Linked DNA regions of Homo sapiens: all the other regions are linked to region 1. A link is a contact called in ENCODE Hi-C or POLR2A ChIA-PET data. All regions are on one chromosome and are shown on one strand. Each heading gives the region's core, a stretch centred on a gene start or an enhancer-like site at or near the end of the contact. The rest is flanking DNA. Distances are from core to core; before and after follow the strand shown. Region 1 holds the start of CLCC1 (chloride channel CLIC like 1). Region 2 holds the start of GNAI3 (G protein subunit alpha i3). Region 3 holds the start of AMPD2 (adenosine monophosphate deaminase 2). Region 4 holds the start of SLC25A24 (solute carrier family 25 member 24).

Region 1 (2,700 bases), core at 81-2,580:
TAGGGAGAGTAGTTTATAGTAGCTACTAGACTGGAGAACTACCAGGAAACACAGATCGTCGTGCAGACGGCCAGGCAGTGAGTAGAAATGGGCACAAAAGAAAAAGTCTTTGGTTTCAACGAAAGCACATGAGTAATGGGAAAGGCAAGACTAACCTGGATTAGTAGAGTCAAATCCTGTTTTAGACTAGAAGTACCAGGGTATAAGTCGGGAGGCTGCAACTTATTTCGTATGCTTATGCAGTTTCTTGGAACCATGGCTCTCAAACTTGCGAATTTGCATTTTTAACAATTTCCCAGATGACGATAAAGCTAGTCTGGGAAGAACACTTCATAATCACTATTATAAAGAAAACCTGAATTGTTTTTCACCACCCAGTAATAAACCTACAGCTTATGGTGTGTCTAACTTTTTACACTCAAATCAGATTTGGAGCCAGGCGCAATGGCTCACGCTTGTAATCCCAGCACTTTGGGAGGCCAAGATGGGAAGATCCTTTGAGCCCAGGAGTCAGAGACAAGCCTGGACAACACAGGGAGACCCCTTCTCTACAAATAAAATTTACAAATTAGCCGGGCCTGGTGGCGCGCACCTGTGGTCCCATCTACTCAGGTGGCTGAGGCAGGAGAATCGCTGGAACCCGGAAGGCGGAGGTTGCCGTGAGCGGAGATAGCACCACCGCACTCCAGCCTGGGTGACACAGCAAGACTCCGTCTCAAAAAAAAAAAAAAAATCCATTTTGGAGGTTGTTTTGTGTCCGTTTTTGTTGTTGTTGTTAACTGTGTTAATTCACAGATTTGAAGTTTTAGAAAATTAACTACAACTAAATCCGAGCTATTCTGCTGACAGCATTTATTCAAATTATGCTTAAAGTTTTCAGAGATAACCAAAGCCAACAGAATTCAACGTGCGCTCAGGTCTCGCTTTGCCCTCGCTGTGCCTTCTCCGTAGGCCGCTCTCTGGGCCAAGCACCTCCCCGGAACGCGCGCAACCGCGGCGGACAGGCAGCCGCCGGCGCGGGAGCTGAGGTAGGAGCCCGGGGCACCCACAGGCCGCAGCGGACGCACGCAGCTAGCACGGTCCCCGCCCCGGGTCGCGCCTGCGGCCTCCCCAGCGTCTGCGCCGCGAGTCCGCTGGACCCGCCAGGGCGTAACGGCGGGTAACCCGCCCCACCCGCCGCACAACACACCCAACTGCACGGACTCACGTCCGGGATCCCCTGCCTGCCTCTCGAGGAAGACACCTGCCCAGGCCGGCCGCAGAAGAGGTCGCACAGCTTGCCGCCGCCCAGGGTTTCAGCGTGCTTCCTGGGCCTCGTCATCGAATTGTTCGGCTGACGGCTGCGTGTCCCTCCCCCGTTGCGGGCCGCTGATTGGCCTCGTTGATTGGGCGGGGCTAGTAGCGGGACCGGCCTCTGCGCGCGGGTTATTTTCGCCGCGGATTTTCTTTTACTTTTCATCTGCGGAACTCTTTCTGCGAAGGAAATCTCGCCTGGAACTCAAATATATACAACGGATAGGAAACCTATTTTCTTACTATTAATATATTTGATAAGTTTGAATGTGTAACATTCGCCATGAAACGCAAGCATGATTTTTTTTTTTTTGAGGCAGAGTCTCACAGTGTTGCCCAGGCTGGAGTGCAGTGGCGCGATCTCGGCTCGGCTCACTGCAACCTCTGCCTCCCGGGTTCAAGCAATTCTCCTCTCTCAGCCTCCCGAGCAGCTGGGACTACAAGCGCGCACCACCACATCCAGCTAATGTGTATTTTTAGCAGAGACAGGGTTTCACCATGTTGGCTAGGCTGGTCTCGAACTCCTGACCTCAGGTGATCCGCCCGCCTCGGCCTCCCAAAATGCTGGGATTACAGGTGTAAGCCACCGCGCCTAGCCACAAGCATAATTTTTTAAAGGGAGGATCACGAATGACAACTGTAGTTCTACTCAGGGCAGGACAAGGGAAAGGTCTGCACACTGTAGGGCAGTTGGAAGTAGTTTTGTTTTTGTCTTTAACTGCTGGCCTTGCAATCTCGGGAAACTGTGAAGATGGTAAAATTTACTATCTTAACCATTTTTAAAGGTACAATTCAGTGGTATTAGATACATTCACATTGTTATGCAACCATTACCACCATCCATCTCCAGCACTCATCTTGCAAAACTGAAACTCTGTACCCAGTAAGTGGTAACGCCTCATTCTTCCCCTCCCTCCTTCCCAGCGACTACCATTCTTTCTGTCTTTATGAATTTGACTACTCTAGGTATTTCATATAAGGACTCATACAGCATTTGTCTTTTTGTAACTGATTTCACTTACCATAATGTCCTCAAGGTTCATCCATGTGGTAACGTGTCAGAATTTCTTTTAAGGCTGAATAGTATTCCATTTTATGTATATACCAGTTCATTCAGTCATCTGTTAATGGATAACAGGTTGTTTCCACTTTTGGCTACTGTGAAATAATACTGTAAACATGGATATACAAATATCTGTTTTTTAACCCTTTTGGGTATACACACAGATGTTCAAATATCTGTTGCTTTCAACTCCTGAATATATATACACAAGTGGAATTGCTGGATTATGTAGTAATTCTATTTTTAATTTTTTGAGGATCTGCCGTACTTTTTTTTTTTTTGAGATGGAGTTTCACTCTTGTTGCCCAGGCTGGAGTGCAGTGGTACGATCTCGGCTCACCACA
Region 2 (2,700 bases), core at 144-2,643, 590 kb after region 1:
CTGGCAAATAGGTACTCAATAAATACTGGTTTTACTTCCCTTTCCTCTTGCCCTTTTTCCCCAAAAGTATTGATAATGGAAAAGCAGTCCCTTTCATTCTTAACAGTCATTTGGGAATGACTGGGGGACTTTTCAAACCTTGAAGAATTGGCATTGCTAAGAGTTAAGGTGGACGAGGCTTTTTAAGGTGGCTCTAATCCTCTAATTAAATCCTTCTAATTAATGAATCATCACTATATAAACCTCTCTGTTGGGACCTTACTTTCTCAAGTTCAGATTCTATTAGAGAAATAAATTTACAATCACAGGGAAAGGTTTTAGGGACTGAGTTCCCTTCGCTAGAACGTATAGTAATTGTGGGCTTATTTGCCTGAAAAGTTGATTTAGGACTACCTTCACGCAGTATCCAGGGTTATTAGTGAAAGATGCTATCTGCCTGGGACTTTCACAGTGGACTTAAGTTTCAGGTGATACTAGGGCTGAGAGGCAAATTTTACTAGAACCTCTCCTTTTGCATGTTATCGCAACAGGAAATTTTAGTAGGAGATTCACAGGATGCACTGGTTTGTTTCGGGGTGTGGAATTGAAGTTGACTTATCTTGGTTTTAGTTCTAAGACCCTAAGGTAGGAAGATCTGAATTATACTGGAGAGAAGGGCAGCATGGAAATTTTATGGAGGAACTACAGGCTTACCTTTCAGGTTATCGAGTATCTGCTAGCGATTTCAAGTGGCCTTTTGCCAATATAGGAGTTAAGCAAATCTCAAGCCCACAGAAATACGTGAATAGCAAAAGGACCAGGGGACATTTTGAGAGGAGTCAGTGGGCCAGAGACGGCAAAAAGTTATTGCTGAGGTCCTAAGCACAGTCGGTGTTACGATCTCAGATGTGAGACGTGAACGGCGCCCAGGCCGGATAGCTTGTTCCCATTCCATTGATCTGAGATAACCCCAACGGAGGCAGTGTCCCATACTTGGGTAGGGGTCCCGAGTCTCCACAGCCAGAGATCAAAGGAGTTTTCTGGCAGGCGAGAAATTACCAGCAGATATTCCCGCGCGGGATGTAGGCTTTAATTTAGAAATCTCCGCCCCAAAACTGGCATCTTGAACGCGGGAGGGCATTATGAGTTAGAGGCCCCGGTTTTTCTCCATTTATCCAAATCAGGTAGCCGAAAGGTAAATGAGGCTTCAAGTTGGGCGGCGGGCAGCGAACTTGACAGAACCTCGAAACTCTGCAGATCCGCCGCCCAACCCAGCCGCCAGCTCCCCGTGACTTCCGCTTTCGGTCTCAACTCCTCTCCCTGAGGAGAGTGGTTTAAACGGTGAAGGCTGCGGGGCGTCGCCGGAAGTGTCGTAAACGTCGGATATCCGGTTCTTCTGGGCGCTAAGGGAGCTGACGGAGAGGGCCACCGCCCAGCAATAGACGGTGCCTCAGCCTGCCGAGCCGCAGTTTCCGTGGTGTGAGTGAGTCCGGGCCCGTGTCCCCTCTCCCGCCGCCGCCATGGGCTGCACGTTGAGCGCCGAAGACAAGGCGGCAGTGGAGCGAAGCAAGATGATCGACCGCAACTTACGGGAGGACGGGGAAAAAGCGGCCAAAGAAGTGAAGCTGCTGCTACTCGGTGAGGGGCTGGAGGCGGGGACTGAGTGGTGGTCGGGAGAGCCTAGGCGCTTGGAAGGCCTGAACGGGGTCTGGTCGGGCCGACGGAAAGGACCCTAAAGGGATCTGGAGGGCGTGCCGGGCGTGGGGCGGGGTGTTGGGGTTCCTAGCTGAGGCCCCAGAGGGCGTGATGAGGGGGGTGGGGTTTTGGGGTTGCGGGAATTAGGCTGTAGAGGGTGTGACTCCGGGCTAGAATTGCGTTTAGCAGAGAGACTTGGGAGTATGGGCCGGTAGATGTTGAGGGAGTAGGAATATGGGAAAAGCTCATAAAGGAAGAGTTGATACTAGGAAGGTTTTACGTTGGGTTGGAGCGTGTTGGTAACGAGAACGGCATAGAGTATATGTTGGGCTTGTATAATGGTTTGTGAGTTTGGAGCGTCGTGGTTCTTTGGCAGGATAAAGCTAGCAGGCTTGAATGGATGGTACAGAGACTGGAACAGAATGGTCACATAAGGACGTTGACATTTGTTAGTAAGAGAGCCATTTGAACTGTTGGAAGAACCCTGGATTATCCAGGAACATGAAGATAGGTAGGTGAGATAAATGACAAGTTATCAGGTATAAAGGAAAAGAGCTTGGGTGCAGAGGCCATCTCTACTTTTCCACCGTTTCCTATCATTTTTATTTTCAAAGTTTTATAACGTCTTCTTCTGTTTTTACAAAAGGATGGGAAATGGTGTGAGCTGAAGAAATTTAAAGAATGATTTCTTTGAGGTTTGTAGCAGAAGATCTAGTGAACAAGAGATTACACATTGGAGGATGCTGAATAGTTGCTATAGATGATGTGTAGTTGGAATAGTTACCTTAGGATAAGTTACAGAGTTGGACATATTCACTGTAAAGACTATGGTAGACTTCTGGTGGCTGTTTTATCCTTTTTGGCCTCTTCAAAGCAAAACCATTGACTTCAGGAATTACTGTTTATGTTATTTGATAGTCGTTTTAATTGGCTTTTTTTAAACACAGTCGGATGTATTTTACTCAACATGAGTTTCAAAATTTTTGAGAGGCTCAGTAAATCATACAAAGAATACTGGCATTAGCT
Region 3 (2,700 bases), core at 94-2,593, 660 kb after region 1:
TTACTGGGTCAAATAATAAGAACCTTTTTGAAAATTTTGATTCTATATTACCAGATGGCTTTCAGAAAGATTATATCAGTGTTCAAGGCCACCAGTAATGTGTTTGTGCACATGTACGTGTGTGTGTGTCTCCCATCTCACTAACTATACCCTTGCCAACCTGCATTAGCGTTTATTTTTTGGTTTTTTGTTTTTTAGTCTTTGCTATTTTGATTAGGTAAACCTGGTTATCTCTGTTCTCTTTTTAGTTTTATGGATTCTGTGTGAGGTGAAGAGGCCAAGTTTTTTTTAAGTTTGTTCAGGGAACAGTAGCCAGGGATCAATGGAAGTGGCACCAGATGCAGGTGGAGAAAAGGGTTCAGGGTCCAGAATCCAGCGTGGGGAGAGAAGAGGGAGGCAGAGTTTGGGAAGGATCTCTGCTGTGGGAGTGGTAAGAACTGGGAGGAGCCAGACAAACAGCATTAGAACAACTGGGTGTGGGGGGCAAAGGCCTCCCACAAGAGGGAAAATAGGGAAGAGATTAATTCCTGCTAATGCATTTAATTATATTCAGTGAAGTCTTAGGGACTTCCCTCCACAAGTTCCCTTTAGGTCGGATTATCTACCCCTTGGCAGTGGGGATGCTTGTTGGATAGACCCCAGAACGGCTGCAAGTGAATCAACCTGTGAGTGTCAATAGAGAACCAAGGCCAAGGCTAAAGCAATGGTAATACATGAATACTGAGTACTAACTACAGGCCAGGCACAGTTCTAAGCAGTTAACTTATATTAACTCATTTATCTTAACCACCATATAAAGCAGGTACTCTTACACTCATTTTACAGACGAAATAGAAGCACAGAGAAGTTAGGTAACTTGCCCAGTATCAGTCAGGAAGTAGGTGAAATCTGGATTTGAACCCAGACATTCTGGCTAGAGTTAAAGCTCTTAACCACCAAATACAGAAATGTGGGAAGGGGAGCCAGAATTGCAGGGCACAGCCTCCTACCTACGCCGGCCGGAAGAAAACAGACGACCAAGTGAGATTGCAGGGGCAGGACTTCTGCTTAAAATGAATCCTGGGACAATGATAACAGCTACCTTTCACTGGGCCCTCACTTCGTGCCAGGCACTGTGTAAAGGGACTTTACGTTTAATCTTCACAGTAACCCCTTTGAGTGAGGTACTGTCATTACCCCATCTTACTGATGAGGAAGCTGACGCACGGAACTGGCCCAAGACCCAGGGTCGGCTCAGGCCAGCCCTACCGCGGTGTGGTGGCTGCCCACGTGGCGCCCAGGAAGAGAAAAAAATGGCGAGGCGGGGTCGGCAGGCGGAGGCGGGGCCAGGCGGGGGCGGGGCCAAGGGCCGCAGAGCCTGGCGCGGAGCCGGCGAGATTTTGGTGGGGTCTCACCTGTTGCGTGACTCCCCCACAGTCCGGCCGCGGGAGTCCGACCCTGAATGCCCAGGGAGTGTTGAGAGAAATCTGGACGAGTTTCGGGTCCCGCTCCCTTGGGAGCACGTGGCCTACCAGCCTCTCGATTGCAGGGTTGGGTGGTCGCGACACCGGGGTCGCCTTGAGGCCAGTCCGGCTGCCGAGGTCTGCGGGAGTCCACCTCCGGCCAGCTGGCAATTTTGAAAGACTGCCTTACTTTCCCCATCTCAGTGCCAGGGCAGGGGCCCTTGGAGTGACTTGGCTGGGGTCTGTGGCCCGATCCCCCTGCCGTCCCTCAGGACCCGGGCTTTCTGCTGTACAGACTTCTCGTGGGCAGCCTCCCCTCGGAACTCGGGCATCATGGCCTCAGGTGAGTGTGTGTACGTGTGTTGGAGGGAGGGTCTCTGGGACAGAGAAGTGCTGTGGCCAGAGTGACAAGAGGGTGGGAGTCACAGCACAGCAGCAGGACCTAGGGAAGGCGGTCAGCTCCTCCCAGGAGGGCCTGGGGAGCAGAGCCAGAGTGTGCAGAGACAGAGGAAAAATCCAAAGAGGCTAGGGTCTCTGTCCCAGACCCCCAGACAAGGGGGTCTCCTGGCCTTCCTGCCTTCCTGGGAGGTAGCTATTTGGCGACGGTGGAATTTTCCCGGGACAGGCCCCTCCCTCCTGGGCTGGGATTCTCGGTTCTTCCCCCTCCTCCCAGAGCTGGGCTACCCCGGGAGCTGAGGGTCAGATGTGGAAGGAAAGTGGGTGCTGGGTTTTCACGGAGTATGCCTGCCCTGCCCCGGGAGGACTGTGTTTGAGCTTGGACTCGCTCGCTGCTGAATTCCTGTTTGTTATTCTTTTTTCTTCCAGGCTAGCTGGAAGGACCAGCTAGCCTGGACTTTGGCTTCTTTGCCCGGGAGCCCTGGCATGATGGGGTGAGGGCTCTTGGTGGGTTAGTGGAGAGCTGGGGGCTGGCCCTTCCCCATCTTCTTTTCTACCCACCCCCTCCCCGCCCCCCGCCAGGCCCAGCCACCATCAGTCACGTCACTCCTGGGACTGAGGAGGCAGGGGAGGGATAAGGGGCAGAGATGGAGGCCCCACTCCCCGAGGTTGCCTAGACAACATGAGAAATCGTGGCCAGGGCCTCTTCCGCCTGCGGAGCCGCTGCTTCCTGCATCAGTCACTCCCGCTGGGGGCGGGGCGGAGGAAGGGGTTGGATGTGGCAGAGCCAGGCCCCAGCCGGTGCCGCTCAGACTCCCCCGCTGTCGCCGCCGTGGTCCCAGCCATGGCATCCTATCCATCT
Region 4 (2,700 bases), core at 201-2,700, 760 kb before region 1:
CTGGGACAATCAGCACAAAGTACCAAAAGTTGGTTCCTTCAAAGTATGAATAAAATACACAAAACTTTGGCAAGATTGAAGGGGAGAAAAGGATAGATATGAGGAATGAAATAGAGAACCTACCTACAGATTCAGTCAGAAGTGTTATAAAATCATCGGTGAGTATTATGAACCTTGGACAGAACAGGCAGTTTCAAAAAAAATTGTAACTTACTAAATCTGACTCTAGAAGAAACAGTAAACTGAAGAGGCCTATAACTACCAAAGACATTAAAAGAGAAGTGAAATATAACTATATAACAGTTGTTGGCCCTCATAGTAACCTAATCACTTTCCCTCTTTGGATAAGAGAATGCCAGTGTCAGGGAACGCTTCAACAGGGTTGGAGAAGTTCCACATATCTCCACCCTACTAAAGGGGCAGAAGTTCAGGGGCACAGTTAAGATGACTCAGAGAAAATGAAATTGCTCAGTCGCAGGTCAAGTCAACCCTTCAGATCAATTTATGTACCTAGGGCATTAACCTAGGAATGTCTTAAACAATGGAATGCCGCCATTCCTTCTCAACAGGAAGTGGGGGAAACACGCGATTGGTTTTCAAACAGTTTTCAAACAGTAGACAATACACATAGCTGCTGTAACAAAGCAGCTTCGAAAGAGATCGAATGTGTGCGCCTTTATACAAAACTTGGGACCCACTGAAGTCTGACAGCTAAAACGGATTACATGTCTGCAAGGTATTAAAACAGAAAACAAAGAACCTGGGATGGATTCAGGACAAAAGTGTCTTAAAAATTTAACAGTGCCCGTGGGCCAGAGTGTCCACAACACTCATTTTATCTGGACAAATACCAGTAGACTTTCGTATTATGACCCACTTCTGTTACCGGGGTCGCCGGTCGCGGCCCCACGCCCGAGTTTCTGAAGCCACCGGAGCGCTGGGCGCCACAGTTCCTCCTTCCTCTCCTGGCAACGCCTCAAGCCGCCGCCCTCCTCGGTCCTCGCAGTGTCCCCAGCGCCCGCAGCCCTCCCTACGCTCAGGCGGCGCCCCGGCGGCGACCCACCTCCTCGGCGTCCTGGCCCAGAGGGATGCCCAGGTTCCTGAGCCCCTCCTGCAGCTCGCCGATGTCCACCACTCCGTCCCCATTGCGGTCCAGTGCCTGGAAGAGGGTCTCGTAGCGCGTCGGCTGCTCCGCGTCCTGGCAGGCCGCGGTGGGCAGCACGAAGTCCCGCAGCCAGCGCAACATGGTCCCAGAGGCGCAGGCGGCCTGGCCGAGGAAGTCACGGGAGATCGAGGGCTGCGGGGCGAGACCGGGACCAGCGCGAGGCCGGGCTGGGCGGGGCGCGCGGCGCAACAGCGTTTGGGGCGCCGTCGGGGTTGCGGCTGCGGCGCGCAGGGCGCAGGGCGCAGGAGCGGAGACCCCACCCGAGCCCGCGCGGAGCGCAGGGTGTGGCCGTCCCGCCGCTGCTGGGGAGGAGCTCGCCGCGCTGGCCTCGGCGGCACTGGCCGGGCCCGCCTCCAGAGAGCCGGAAGTGAGGGAGCTGGGAGCTGGGTCTCGGGAGGTGCTGTGCGGACCCGGGGTCGACCTCTGCCCAGTTGCCAGTCCCGCTGTCAGCATGCGGGTCCGAGGAAGAGGCCCCCAGCAGGTCCAGGGCTGCAGCGTCAGCGCGTCGGTGGCTTGGGAGCGGGGTCTTGAAGACTGGTTACTCCACTTAAAGACCCTCTCGGGCCGGAGCCTTGGCGGTCAGCCCAGAGCTGCTTCTCTCTGCCTGGAAACTGGGCCATGGAGGGCATTGTCTCTCACGGATGTCTAATTTTTTCGTGGTTGCACACCTGGGATGGCGATTCTGCTTTAAAAAGCAGAGAGTTAAATCCTAAAGCATCTATTGGAGCAATTATAAAACAAAAAGGAGAAACTCCTGGATTTGTTGCAGAAAAGATCAACAGCCATCTGCGTGGGCAACGGGGAAAAGAAGGACTAGTTTGGTAGGCAGCTTAGCTAGGATTTGCCCGTGATTAAGCGTATAGAGTGTCTGCCAGCTGCACTTATCAGAAAAAACCACAGCGCCCTCCTCCTTCTCAAGATGGGTGCAGTTCCGAGGTTTGGAGCTTATTACTCAGGCAAGACAGAACTTATTACTGCCTAGCATGGAATAACGGAAGGAACATTGGACTTAACAGAGAAAGTACCTAATCCTTCAGGTGTGACATAGCGTCTCCGGGTAGTCTCTCATCAGTAAAATGAGAATATAAATATCTGCCTTCACAACAAAGTTGTATATTAGGTGTGAAAGGTCTTAATTCTCTAAGGCGCCAATCAAATGAGATATCATTAATTGTAATAATCCTGTTCATTCACAGCTGCGTAAGAGGAACTATTGTTGTACTGCTGTTTGCAGAAAAGAAGATACCTCTGTACTTGTAAATTAGGGTGTCTCACATCTTCTGAATCACTACACAGAAATCAGTTCCAACAACAGCCAGGAACTCAGACCCTGAACTTACCTCTCCTCATATCATTTTGTATGTTTAAGATATGTATGAATCTAGAATTTGTAAATTAAGGGCTGCCTGCTTAGTAAAATCATCTTGAAACTGATTTATCTTTTTATATTACTTCCAACTTCCAGTCTTATTAAGAATCATTGCCTTCCTTTGGAACTGCCTTCAAACTTCAAATTTTCTCTGTCCTTGAAAACC

Evidence for each region. Hi-C counts contacts between places; a loop is a spot of excess contacts on that map. ChIA-PET counts read pairs that join two places held with the same protein, here RNA polymerase II (POLR2A). Pooled maps may share reads with other maps.
Region 2: a loop to region 1 is called in a map with no recorded cell type, with 9 times the contacts of the local background. The contact joins the promoter of GNAI3 here to the promoter of CLCC1 in region 1. A Hi-C loop is called at or near these places in 1 of 37 single-sample maps with no recorded cell type and 9 of 50 pooled maps. POLR2A ChIA-PET finds 5 or more read pairs at or near these places in 3 of 52 experiments (AG04449, CD4-positive, alpha-beta T cell and activated T-cell).
Region 3: a loop to region 1 is called in a pooled map, with 6 times the contacts of the local background. The contact joins the promoter of AMPD2 here to the promoter of CLCC1 in region 1. A Hi-C loop is called at or near these places in 6 of 50 pooled maps.
Region 4: a loop to region 1 is called in a pooled map, with 9 times the contacts of the local background. The contact joins the promoter of SLC25A24 here to the promoter of CLCC1 in region 1. A Hi-C loop is called at or near these places in 9 of 50 pooled maps. POLR2A ChIA-PET finds 5 or more read pairs at or near these places in 2 of 52 experiments (CD4-positive, alpha-beta T cell and CD8-positive, alpha-beta memory T cell).

The regions. Positions count from the first base shown.
Region 1 is chr1:108,962,154-108,964,853 of GRCh38, forward strand. It overlaps CLCC1 (chloride channel CLIC like 1), which reads right to left and starts at 1,331. Exons shown (of 13, transcript NM_001377458.1): 1 at 1,208-1,331; 2 at 156-316. RefSeq lists enhancers at 1-34, 407-526 and silencers at 454-748, 887-1,126.
Region 2 is chr1:109,547,222-109,549,921 of GRCh38, forward strand. GNAI3 (G protein subunit alpha i3) reads left to right here and starts at 1,394. Exons shown (of 9, transcript NM_006496.4): 1 at 1,394-1,617. The coding sequence starts at 1,500. It overlaps GPR61 (G protein-coupled receptor 61), which reads left to right. Exons shown (of 2, transcript NM_001393907.1): 2 at 1-39. RefSeq lists enhancers at 921-980, 1,511-1,680.
Region 3 is chr1:109,618,494-109,621,193 of GRCh38, forward strand. It overlaps AMPD2 (adenosine monophosphate deaminase 2), which reads left to right and starts at 1,344. Exons shown (of 19, transcript NM_001368809.2): 1 at 1,344-1,785; 2 at 2,421-2,700. The coding sequence starts at 2,683. It overlaps GNAT2 (G protein subunit alpha transducin 2), which reads right to left and starts at 1,123. Exons shown (of 9, transcript NM_001377295.2): 1 at 990-1,123. RefSeq lists enhancers at 511-1,041, 1,022-1,071, 1,042-1,570, 2,092-2,141, 2,101-2,629 and a silencer at 1,262-1,451.
Region 4 is chr1:108,198,893-108,201,592 of GRCh38, forward strand. SLC25A24 (solute carrier family 25 member 24) reads right to left here and starts at 1,451. Exons shown (of 10, transcript NM_013386.5): 1 at 1,064-1,451. The coding sequence starts at 1,246. RefSeq lists a silencer at 1,235-1,574 and an enhancer at 1,375-1,669.